Regions from separate parts of the Homo sapiens genome. Here region 1 is linked to region 2. A link is a contact called in ENCODE Hi-C or POLR2A ChIA-PET data. All regions are on one chromosome and are shown on one strand. The core of a region is the stretch at or near the end of the contact, and the rest is flanking DNA. Distances in the headings are between cores, read along the strand shown. Region 1 holds the start of GJC3 (gap junction protein gamma 3). Region 2 holds the start of MYH16 (myosin heavy chain 16).

The links. Hi-C counts contacts between places; a loop is a spot of excess contacts on that map. ChIA-PET counts read pairs that join two places held with the same protein, here RNA polymerase II (POLR2A).
Region 1: a map of mesothelial cell of epicardium shows a loop between it and region 2 (18-fold over the local background). The contact joins the promoter of GJC3 here to the promoter of MYH16 in region 2. A Hi-C loop is called at or near these places in 1 of 168 maps with a recorded cell type or tissue (mesothelial cell of epicardium). POLR2A ChIA-PET finds 5 or more read pairs at or near these places in 1 of 52 experiments (BJ).

Annotation. Positions count from the first base shown.
Region 1 is chr7:99,927,986-99,933,111 of GRCh38, forward strand. GJC3 (gap junction protein gamma 3) reads right to left here and starts at 1,635. Exons shown (of 2, transcript NM_181538.3): 1 at 855-1,635. The coding sequence starts at 1,635. RefSeq lists enhancers at 848-1,433, 1,434-2,018.
Region 2 is chr7:99,271,528-99,276,739 of GRCh38, forward strand. It overlaps MYH16 (myosin heavy chain 16), which reads left to right and starts at 1,312. Exons shown (of 24, transcript NM_001431356.1): 1 at 1,312-1,550; 2 at 1,815-1,896. The coding sequence starts at 1,816.

The sequences.
Region 1 (5,126 bases), core at 385-2,884, 660 kb after region 2:
TCCTTAAGGATATGGCCGGGTATTTGGATAAATCTATAGATATTAGAGGACACTGACTTATATATGCTTGAAGCCCAGAGTTTCTGGCTTATGACATGTGCTGCAGGTCTGAGGGGCATTCATTTACAAAACTTTGATGATAAGGGGAGCAGAGAATGTGGAAAAACAGAAAAGAGGTAAATGAAGCCAGTGAGACAGGAAGGGGCATTATCTTCAGCAACAGGAATGCCAACAGCAGTCATCAATATTTATTGAGCAGGACAGGGGAGAGACACAGTTTAGGGAGGCTTCTCCCGGCTGACTCTTGAACCAAGCCCATAAAAATTGTGATGCTGACACCAGAAAATTCCAGTGAAAAGGCACAGTCAGGAAATGCTTTAGACTACATGGCCCAAGGGGCCCTTAGAGATCCTTCAACAGCCTCTAATTTGTCACAGACATGAATCCCCACTCACTGGATGTTGGAAAGAAGATTCAATCACAGAGTTTCCTTCAGGCAAGTCAGGTGTCTTTATAACTCTGCAAAGTAGAGAATCAAGAAGAAGCTGAGATTTTTCCTAAGTGGAGAGAGACCTAAATGGAAGTTCAGGAGGGACAACGGACTAGCACTCTTGTCCTTGTTCGCTGGAAGGAACCATCAAGTTGATGGGGATGGACATTGGGATAGATTTTGAGAGCAAGAGAGAACAAAGAAAAGGGTTGGGAGTGGCGGTCAGAACACATCTGCCTAGAACCTGGTTACCTACTTTGTAACATGCAGAAGTTGTACTTCCCAGAAAGGTGAGGGACCTGCCCCGGGAGGAGATCATCAGGACACAAACATCAGTGACAGGAAGAGAGCGTGTCCTTCTCACCTGCTTCTTGAAATTGCTCTTTGGTTTCCACCACTGGGAGGCTATCGGTTGCTTTCTTGTGTCTTCTGGTGCTCTCTGAAGTTAGGAAGTATTTAGAAGAGGAAGATTTGTGCTTCCAGGTCCTCCACCATCTCCCCAAACCCAGAAGCACAAGCTCCAAAAAAGTAAACAAGAGACAGAAACCGCTGACTCCAAACATGGTCTTTAGGAAAATGGTCTTCTCAGAGGGGCGGGACAGATTGCAGGTTATACTACCAAGGCAAGGTTCTCGGCGACATGCAAAGGAGCTGGGCATCTGGAACCCATACAGGTGGTACTGCAACCCCAGGGCTGCCCCCTCCAGGACAAGCCGAGCCCCCAGCTGAGCCACATAAGCCCAGAGCAGCCTGAGGCTTCCAGCCCCTGGGACATCTGTGTTGCCCTCCCGTCCCTGGATCAGGGTCTCCTCCTCCTTCCCCTTTCCTGATAATTCCCAGTGCCAGATCACGTGATACAGAGTGAAACCCATATAGAGGGCGCTGGGTACAGCCACCAAGATGACCTGGAAGACCCAGAAACGCAGCGGGGAGAGGGGGTGGAAGGCATCGAAGCAGGCAGCCTTGCAGCCCGGCTGCTGGGTGTGACACACGAATTCACTCTGCTCATCACCATAGACTCCAGGCCCACTGGCAGCCAGCAGCACAAGGCGGAATCCCAGGAGCACGGGAAGCAAGAGGCGCCCCACGGGGGTGGAGCGCCGGCTCTCCTCCGCCAGCAGCCGCCGCAGGAACCTGCCACACATCCTGTTTTGGAGCAGAGGACAAGAGATCAGTGTTGTTCACTGTCCTTCAGAGGGAGCTCCAGTCCACCTTGTCACTCCTAATCCAAGGATCACTGAAGGCAAGCTTTTTTATTCCTCTCCAAGTATCTGACTGATTAAATACCAAGACTCTGATTGCACCTCTTTACTACTTAATGAAATCATCTATGTAAAATAATAACAGTGAGTGTGTGTGGTGTGGCTCTCTCTTCTGCCCTCCCCTTCTGTACTGCTGGAGTGGAGAGGAACTCTCAGGTTGGAGAGACCAGGATACATCTTCATCTCTCTCTTTCCCTCCTTCCCTCCGTCTCTCTTTCCCAAAGGCTGAACGTAAGAGAGTAGACTGGGATGTTTTGTTAATTTTCCTTTGAAAGGTATTGCTTCCCCAGCTGATGGCTGCCAGGCCTGGTGCTCCTACAGCATCATCTTAAGCAAATTAGTGCTGATGCTGAGAGGGAATGTGCATTCTCTTGCGGTCTTCTTTTCTCTTCCTCCATGCCCTTGGATGATCACAGGTGTGTCTGGATGTCCTCTTCTCCCATCACAGTGGTAAAGTTGAGAGGTAGTTAGGTTATGGGGCTAGATGTGATGGATGAAATGAACAGAGCAAGCATCGAGGCTTGCTTTAGTCTGATGCTCTTAGGCCTTACAAGCTGAGGAAGAAGAGAACATTTGGAAGGTAACCCAGCAGAATTTACCAGAATTACATACTATAGGATTTGGGGCCAGAGCCAGAACTGACTAGATAGAAATTCAGATTTTTGACCCCCACTTGCCATTGTTCCTTGGGCATATTATCTCCCTCATGGTGACAGGCGACCATGATCAAGGATAAGTTTCAGAAATCCCTCTGTTCCCCAGCCAAAATACCACAATGCTACAAGCCCAAGTTCACCATCTCTATATTTGTCCTAATCAGCTGCCTTCCCCAATGCCCAGCAGCTGTTTCAAACCGTCCCCATTTAGCCTAAATTCTCACTCATCTGGTTACCCTCACACTCAGAAGACCATGTGGTATGGTCTGAATGATGATCAAGATGCATATGCTAGAACCTAATACAGTAGTCCCCCCTCTTATCTGCGATTTCACTTTCTACAGTTTCAGTTACCCACAGTCAACAGAGGTCCAAAAATATTAAATGGAAAATTCCAGAAATACAAAATTAATGTTTTAAATTGTGTGCTGTTCTGAGTAGCACTATGAAATCTCACACCATCCCACCCAGGATGTGAATCATCCCTTTGTCCAGGGTATCCAACGCTGTAGACGCTCCTTGCTGGTTTGTGACTTAATCGCCATTTTGGTTATCAGATCAACTATCAATACTCGTTCAAGTAACTCTTATTTTACTTAAGAATAGCCCCAAAAAGCAAGAGTAGTGATGCCAGCATATTGTTACAATTGTTCCAGTTGTTCTATTTCTTTTTTTTTTTTTTTTTTTTTGAGACGGACTCTCGCTCTGTCACCAGGCTGGAGTGCACTGGCACGATCTTGGCTCGCTGCAATCTCTGCCTCCCAGGTTCAAGCAATTCCCCTGCCTCAGCCTGCTGAGTAGCTGGGACTATAGGGGCGCACCACCACGCCGGGCTAATTTTTTGTATTTTAGTAGAAACAGGGTCACTATGTTGGCCGGGATGGTCTCAGTCTCCTGACCTTGTGATCCACCTGCCTCGGCCTCCCAAAGTGCTGGGATTACAGGCATGAGCCACCATGCCCAGCCACAATTGTTCTATTTTCTTAGTAGTTATTGTTGTTAATCTCTTACTGTGCTAATTTGTAATTAAACTTTATCATAGGGATGTACATATGGGGAAAAAAAACATAGTATATATGGAGTTTGGTACTATCCACAATTTCAGGCATCCACTGGAGGTCTTGGAACATATCTCCCACAGATAAGGTGGAAGTGCTGTACTCAATGTGATAGTATTAAGAGGTGGAAAGGTGGAAGTGCTGTACTCAGTGTGATAGTACTAAGAGGTGGAGCCCTTACCAAGTGTCTTAGTCCATTTTGTGTTGCCACAAAGGAGAACCTGAGGCTGGGTGATTTATAAAGAGGTTTATTTGACTCACAGCTCTGCAGCCTGCACATCTGCTTAGCTTCTGTTGAGGGTTTCCATACTGTGTCAAAACATGGCAGGGAAGGTCAAAGGGGAAGAGGGACCAAACCCAAGGGGCATCCTGGCTTTACAACAACCCACTCTTGAGGGAACTAATCCATTCCCTCAAGAATGAATCCAGTTTCACAGAAGCGATAACCCACTCACTGCCACAAGAATGGCACCAAGTTATTCATGAGGAATCTGCCCCCAGGACCCAAACACCTCCCCCTAGACCCCACCTCCCAACACCATCAAACTATAGGGATTAAATTACAACATGAGATTTGGTGGGAACAAACAAACTGTATCAAACCAGAGGTGATTAAGCCTTGAGGAAAGAACCTTCATGAATGAGATTAGTGCTCTTATAAAAGATGCTCCAGGGAGCCCCTCCATCCCTTCCCACTGTGTGAGGATACACAAGAGGTGCCATCTAAGAGGAACAAGCCCTTGCCAGACACTGAATCTGCTGGTGCCTGGATCGTGGACTTCTCAGCCTCCAGAACTTTGAGAAATAAATATCTCTTATTTATGAATTACCCTCTCTAAGGTATTTTGTTATAGTAGCCCAAACAGACTAAGACACCACGAAAACCTCTTACTCCAAAGAGAAAATAGAGACACTGATGTGAAACCCCACAGATACTACTTTCTCTTATCTTAATATTTACTTCCTTTTCTAACATTGTAGAGAAAGAAGTGGACCTACAGTTATCCAAGTTTACTCTGCCTTCCAAATCTGTGTCCTTGGGTCTCATCTTTCCTGCTTCTTCAAGGATTTGTTCCCCAAATTATCTTCCCTGTAATTTGGACTTCCCCTGTGGTCTCAGTCAGAAGGATGGGTTGAGATGAGTCCCAGGGACAATTCTAAGGGTCTCAATTGACCAGAGAAATATGTCATCATTCACCAACTGCAAGACACTATATTTTGAGCCATTAAGAGTCAGAGTTTGAGTTCATCTAGGTTGGTCACGCATCCTCCCTCAACCAGCCCCATCTGTGAGGATACCTGCAGCCCTGCCCCATCTTGTAAGTCTAGGGGGGGTGTCCCTGGATTTATGGGAAGCATCCCCAGGGCTCTGAGGGTTTCTGTCCTTCCTCTCTTGAGAGTTATCAGACTAGATGATCATTAGGTAAATTCTCAAGTCTTGCTGTCAGCCTTGTTTTATTTCGAAGTGCAGGTCCAGCACCCTCTAAACACATTTCCGTCACATTTCCAGCAGACGTGGAATTTCACACAGGGTGGGTCTGACATATTTCAAGGGTCAGGGATTCAAATCATTTCCAGAGGCCGTACCTAGTGTCCCCTTTCTTTCTGTCTCTCCCATTCCCACCCCAGGCCCATGAAGAGACACCTAAATCCTCTCAGA
Region 2 (5,212 bases), core at 62-2,561:
CTGTCTCTCAGAGCTGCCGCAACCAAGTTCACACACTGGGTGGCTTCAAACAACAGGAATTTTTAAAAATTTTTTTACTGATACCTAATAGCTATGCATATTTTAGGTTTTATGTGATAACTTGATACATTCATATAATAAAATCAGGATAACTGGGATATCCATCGCCTTAAATTTTATTTTTGAGTGGGGGATGGGGTCTTGCTCTGTAGCCCAGGCTGGAGTACAGTGGTGCGATCATAGCTCACTGCAGCCTCAACCTCTTGGGCTTGAGTGATACTCCCACCTCAGCCTCCTGAGTAGCTAGGACTACAGGTGCACTGTACCACACCTGGCTAATTTTTTTTTTGGTAGAGACAAGGTCTCCCTATGTTGCCTAGGCTCATTTCAAACTCCTGGGCTCAAGCAATCCACCTGCCTCAACTTCTCAAAGTGTTAGGATTACAGGCGTGAGCCACTGCGCCCAGCCCATCTTCCCTCTTTTTATATGGACACCAGTCATTGAATTAGGGTCCACCTTACTCCAGTATGACCACCTCATCTTAACTAGTTACATTTGCTGAGACCCTATTCCCAAACAAGGTTCCCTTCCTAGGTATTGGGTGTTAGGACTTCAACGTATCCTTTCGGAGGACACAGCTTAACCCCTAACAGGAAACAACTAATATAAACCCTCTCTTTATAGTTTCAAGTCATGTCACAGCCTTCCTCTTACTTGATTCACATAATGATGCTATGAGAGGGGCATGGTAGGGCCAGCACCCCCACTTTACAGATGTGGAAACTGAGGTCTGAGAGGTTAAGGAACTGGGGCAGGTTCATGCAGAGCCAGGATTAGAACTCAGCAATTCTCACTCCACATCCCTGCCCTTGGAACCATGTTTTTCAGCCATCTCCCTAACCTGGTAATTTTTAAAGGGCTGGGTCTGGCCAGGTGTGGTAGCCCATACCTGTAATCCCAGCACTTTGAGAAGCCAAGGTGGGAGATCACTTGAGCTCAGGAGTTTGAGACCAGCCTGGGCAACAGGAGATAGGGAGACCCCATCTCTACAAAAAAAAACAGAAACAAAAAATTCGCAGGTGGTGGTGCATGCCTGTAGTCCCAGCTACTTTGGAGGCTGAGGCAGGAGGATTGCTTGAGCCAGGGAGTACAAAGTTCCAGTGAGCCATAATTGCACCATTGCACTCTAGCCTGGGCAACAGAGTGAGACCCTGTCTCAAAAAAAAAAAAGGTAGGTCCATCCCAGATGACCTGTGATTCACTCTATTTCTTTGTGGTCATAGAATTAGTAATGAATTCCTGTTCCCATCAGCAGGCCACCTGCAGCCCTGGACTGAAGGCAGGGATACCAGTTAGGGGCTGATGTGAGGGATCTTGGCCTGATTCAGCCCAGGGCCTTGGTGCACAGGAGGTCCTCAATAAATGGCAGTTGAGTGAAGCTGCAGGGAACAAGAAACGGGCAGATTCCAGCAACTTTGCAGATCCATGGGATTTGGAGACTAATGGGTGATTTCTGGTGGAGGAGGGAAAATGCAGGAGTCAATGACTGGTATGTCTCAGCCTTGTGCCATCTGGGAGGGACCTGGTTCCATCAGGTTTCACCTCAGCTCCCTTATCGTGCTGCTAAGCTCTGACCCCAACGTGAGTCTCCCTGCCGCAGACCACATGGGCAATGCTGGGTCTCGAGAAGGCACTTTGGTGTCTGAACAAGGTAGATCTGCTGGCTTCTATTCCCAGGCCCCACCCCTTCCCCAGGGAAGCCAGGTCCTAACACCTTCATTGTAACCCACTCAACCCTGGATTCTTTTCGCAGAATGGGCCTGAAAGTCATTCAGCAGAACGTGCACAAGTTCCTGCAGCTCCGTTTCTGGGGCTGGTGGAAGCTGTACAACAAGGTGAGGGCCGAGGGGCCAGGCCAGGGGGGACTGCTGCTGCCTATGGGCTGGGGGAGGGCTTGATCCTGGACAGAGATGCCCCTCGGGAGTGAGAGGCTGCAAGAACAGTTTGAAAATGAGGGCACCTTAGAGACAAAAATCTAGCCTCTGTCCAGACAGGGACTAATTCCTCCCTAAGAAAAATCATGGGGCGGGCACAGTGGCTCACACCTGTAATCCCAGCCCTTTGGGAGGCTGAGGCAGGAGGATTGCTTGAGGCCAGGAGTTTGAGACCAGCCTGGGCAACACAGTGAGACCCCATTTCAAAAGAAAAGAAAGGAAGAGAGAGAGGAAAGTAAGAAAGAGAGGAAAGGAAGGGAGAGAGGAAAGGAAGGGAGAGAGGAAAGGAAGACAGAGAGGAAAGGAAGGGAGAGAGGAAAGGAAGACAGAGAGGAAAGGAAGGGAGAGAGGAAAGGAAGGGAGAGATGAAAGGGAGAGAGGAAAGGAAGGGAGAGAGGAAAGGAAAGGAGAGCAAGTGTCTTTCTGCCTTCCATCTCATCCCTCAAAATAAAATCCACTTAAGATGGAGAGCGCCATACCACCCCCACCAAAAAAAGTGAGCTTGATTATTGACTCCTTGCCCCTGGGCATGTTGAGGCATCTTCAACTCCAGTGAGTTCTTGGCTTAGAGCTGGGGGAACCTCAGGAAATGATAAGGTCCGACCTCTCATTTCCTGTTCTTCCGAAACAGCAATGAGTATGGTATGTGAGTCAGCCAGGTGGTGGGACCCACAGAGGTCCCAAGCAGCCAGGCCACCCTCAACCAAGGCAGGAGGCCACCAGCCATGGCACTGCACATGGGTCCAATCATGCCTGTGCTGGGGCCACCATTAAGAGGGACATGTCTCTGGGCACCAGAAGAGGGAGTCAGGCACCAGGCAGCTATGTTCAGGAGAAAGGAGGACCCGCAGAGGGTGGGGACAGGCTCTGAGTCATCTCGGGTGGCCCTGAGTCCTCCATAGCTCACAAGGAAGTTTCTTTACACTCCCCCATGGGAAAGAACTAGCTAACAATCAGCACCCACCACAGATGGAAAGGGAGGAATAGTAAGTTCTGCTTCCCCAAATGTATCCACACACAGGCCGGCCCTGGAGGACCTGGGATTGGAGAGGAATCTAGGTGAGCATGTCTCAAAGGCCAGGCGTTGCCGGTGCCGCCTGGCTTTCCCCGCCTGTTCCATGACTCACCTTTCTTTACATTAATTCACTTTTTTTTTTTTTTTTTTTTTTGAGACGGAGTCTCACTCTGTCACCCAGGCTGGAGTGCAGGGGCACAATCTCAGCTCACTGCAACCTCCGCCTCCCGGGTTCAAGTTATTCTCCTGCCTCAGCCTCCTGAGTATCTGGGATTACATGCATCTGCCACCCTACCTGGCTAATTTTTGTATTTTTAGTAGAGACAGGGTTTTACCATGCTGGCCAGGCTGGTCTCAAACTCCTGACCTCAGGTGATCCACCCGCCTTGGCCTCCCAAAGTGCTGCTGGGATTATAGATGTGAGTCATTGCACCTGGCCTCGCTTTTTTATTTTGGAAAAAAAAAATTTTTTTTTGACACAGGGTCTCACTCTGTTGCCCAGGCTAGAGTGCAGTGATGCAATCATAGCTCACTGCAGCCTCTAACTCCGGGCTCAAGCGATCCTTCCACCTCAGCCTCCCGAATAGCTCAGACTATAGGTGTGTGCCACCATGCCCAGCTAATTTTTAATTTTTGTTTTTGAAGAGACAGGGTCTTGCTATGTTGCCCAGGCTGGTCTCAAACTCCTGGCCTCAAGCAATCCTCCCACCTCAGCCTCCCAAATGGCTGAGATTACAGGTACACAGCGCCCGCCCAGCTCATTTTTAAATTTTTTGTAGAGACAGCGTCTTGCTACATTACCCCAGCCAGTCTCAAACTCCTGATCTCAAGTGATCCTCCCCAGCCTCCAGGAATTACAGGCGTGAGCCACTGTGCCCAGCCACAACTTTTACTTTAAAAGGAAACTTTGTAGTCTTACCTGCTTTAATCTCATCCTAAGCAAATGTTACCCACAAAATTGTGGATTTGAGTTTTCATTTTTTAAATTGCCTATTAAAGTAACTATGTCACAACTCTAATCAAAGGGTGTCTATGCTTGAATGCATCTCACCAGATCCCTTGGTATACAATTAGACTCTGGGAAGACCCAGGCCAATGGCCTTTAAGGTTCCTTCTGAGCAAGACATGGTAGCAACAGCTGTAAACTCCCCTGCTTGTTACTAATTAGACCTGACAGAACAAGGTCCTGTTCTAATTAGTTTTTCTTGTTGTTGAGACAAAATCTTGCTCTGTTGCTCAGGCTGGAGCGCAGGGGCATGATCTGGCTCACTGCAACCTCCGCCTCCCGGATTCAAGCGATTCTCCTGCCTCAACCTCCCGAGTAGCTGGGATTAAGGCGCCTGCCACCACGCCTAATTTTTTGTATTTTTAGTAGAGACGGGATTTCACCATGTTGGCCAGGCTGGTCTTGAACTCCTGACCTCAGGTGATCTGCCCGCCTTGGCCTCCCAAAGTGCTGGGATTACAGGCGTGAGCCACTGCGCCCGGCCTTTTTAGTTTTTGTTGTTGTTGTTCTAAATCCTCTCCTCTTAGTATTCTAACTAAGCTCTAATATTATTTAACAAAGCCAGATAGGCTGGGTCAATGAAAAAACACTTGTAGTAGGTTTCCATTGAATAAAAAGTGCTACACAGCGGCAAAGTATGGTGGTTACTGCAACCTTTTCATGCCAGCTTTGCCACTGTGACATCTCAGATTCTCAACAGCCAGGCTGGCAATGAACGAGGTTTATCTGTTATCTTTCAAAAGAGGCGCAGGCTGTCCCTCCTCCCAAATCCATGTCTAGGGCATTTTCCCTCCTGGGAAATGTATCTATTGACTATGTATCTATTGTATCTATGGTATAATGTTTCTGTGGTTCCCAGGGGACCTGCCCCACCAGCTCTGCTAGGTGCTTTAGGAACCCCAAAGGGATGGGAGGGAGGTCTTTGAGGGGCTTGCAGATGCAGGGCAGAATACAGGTGGTAGGACCGGACGGAGCCTGGCGCTCCAGTGCAGGTGAGAAGGGCCAAGTGCACAGAGAGGTCCCGATGGGTGCTGCGGGTGCAGAGCACGAGCAAATGCTCCCGGCTGAATGGCAAAGAAGGCCCAGCCCTATAGACACAGGTGCAGGGGCACTGGCCATGGTGGGAAGTATCAGCTGACACAGTGCAGGAGGAGGGCAGGGGCTACATTGTGGAAGGCCTGCAAGGCCAAGTCGAG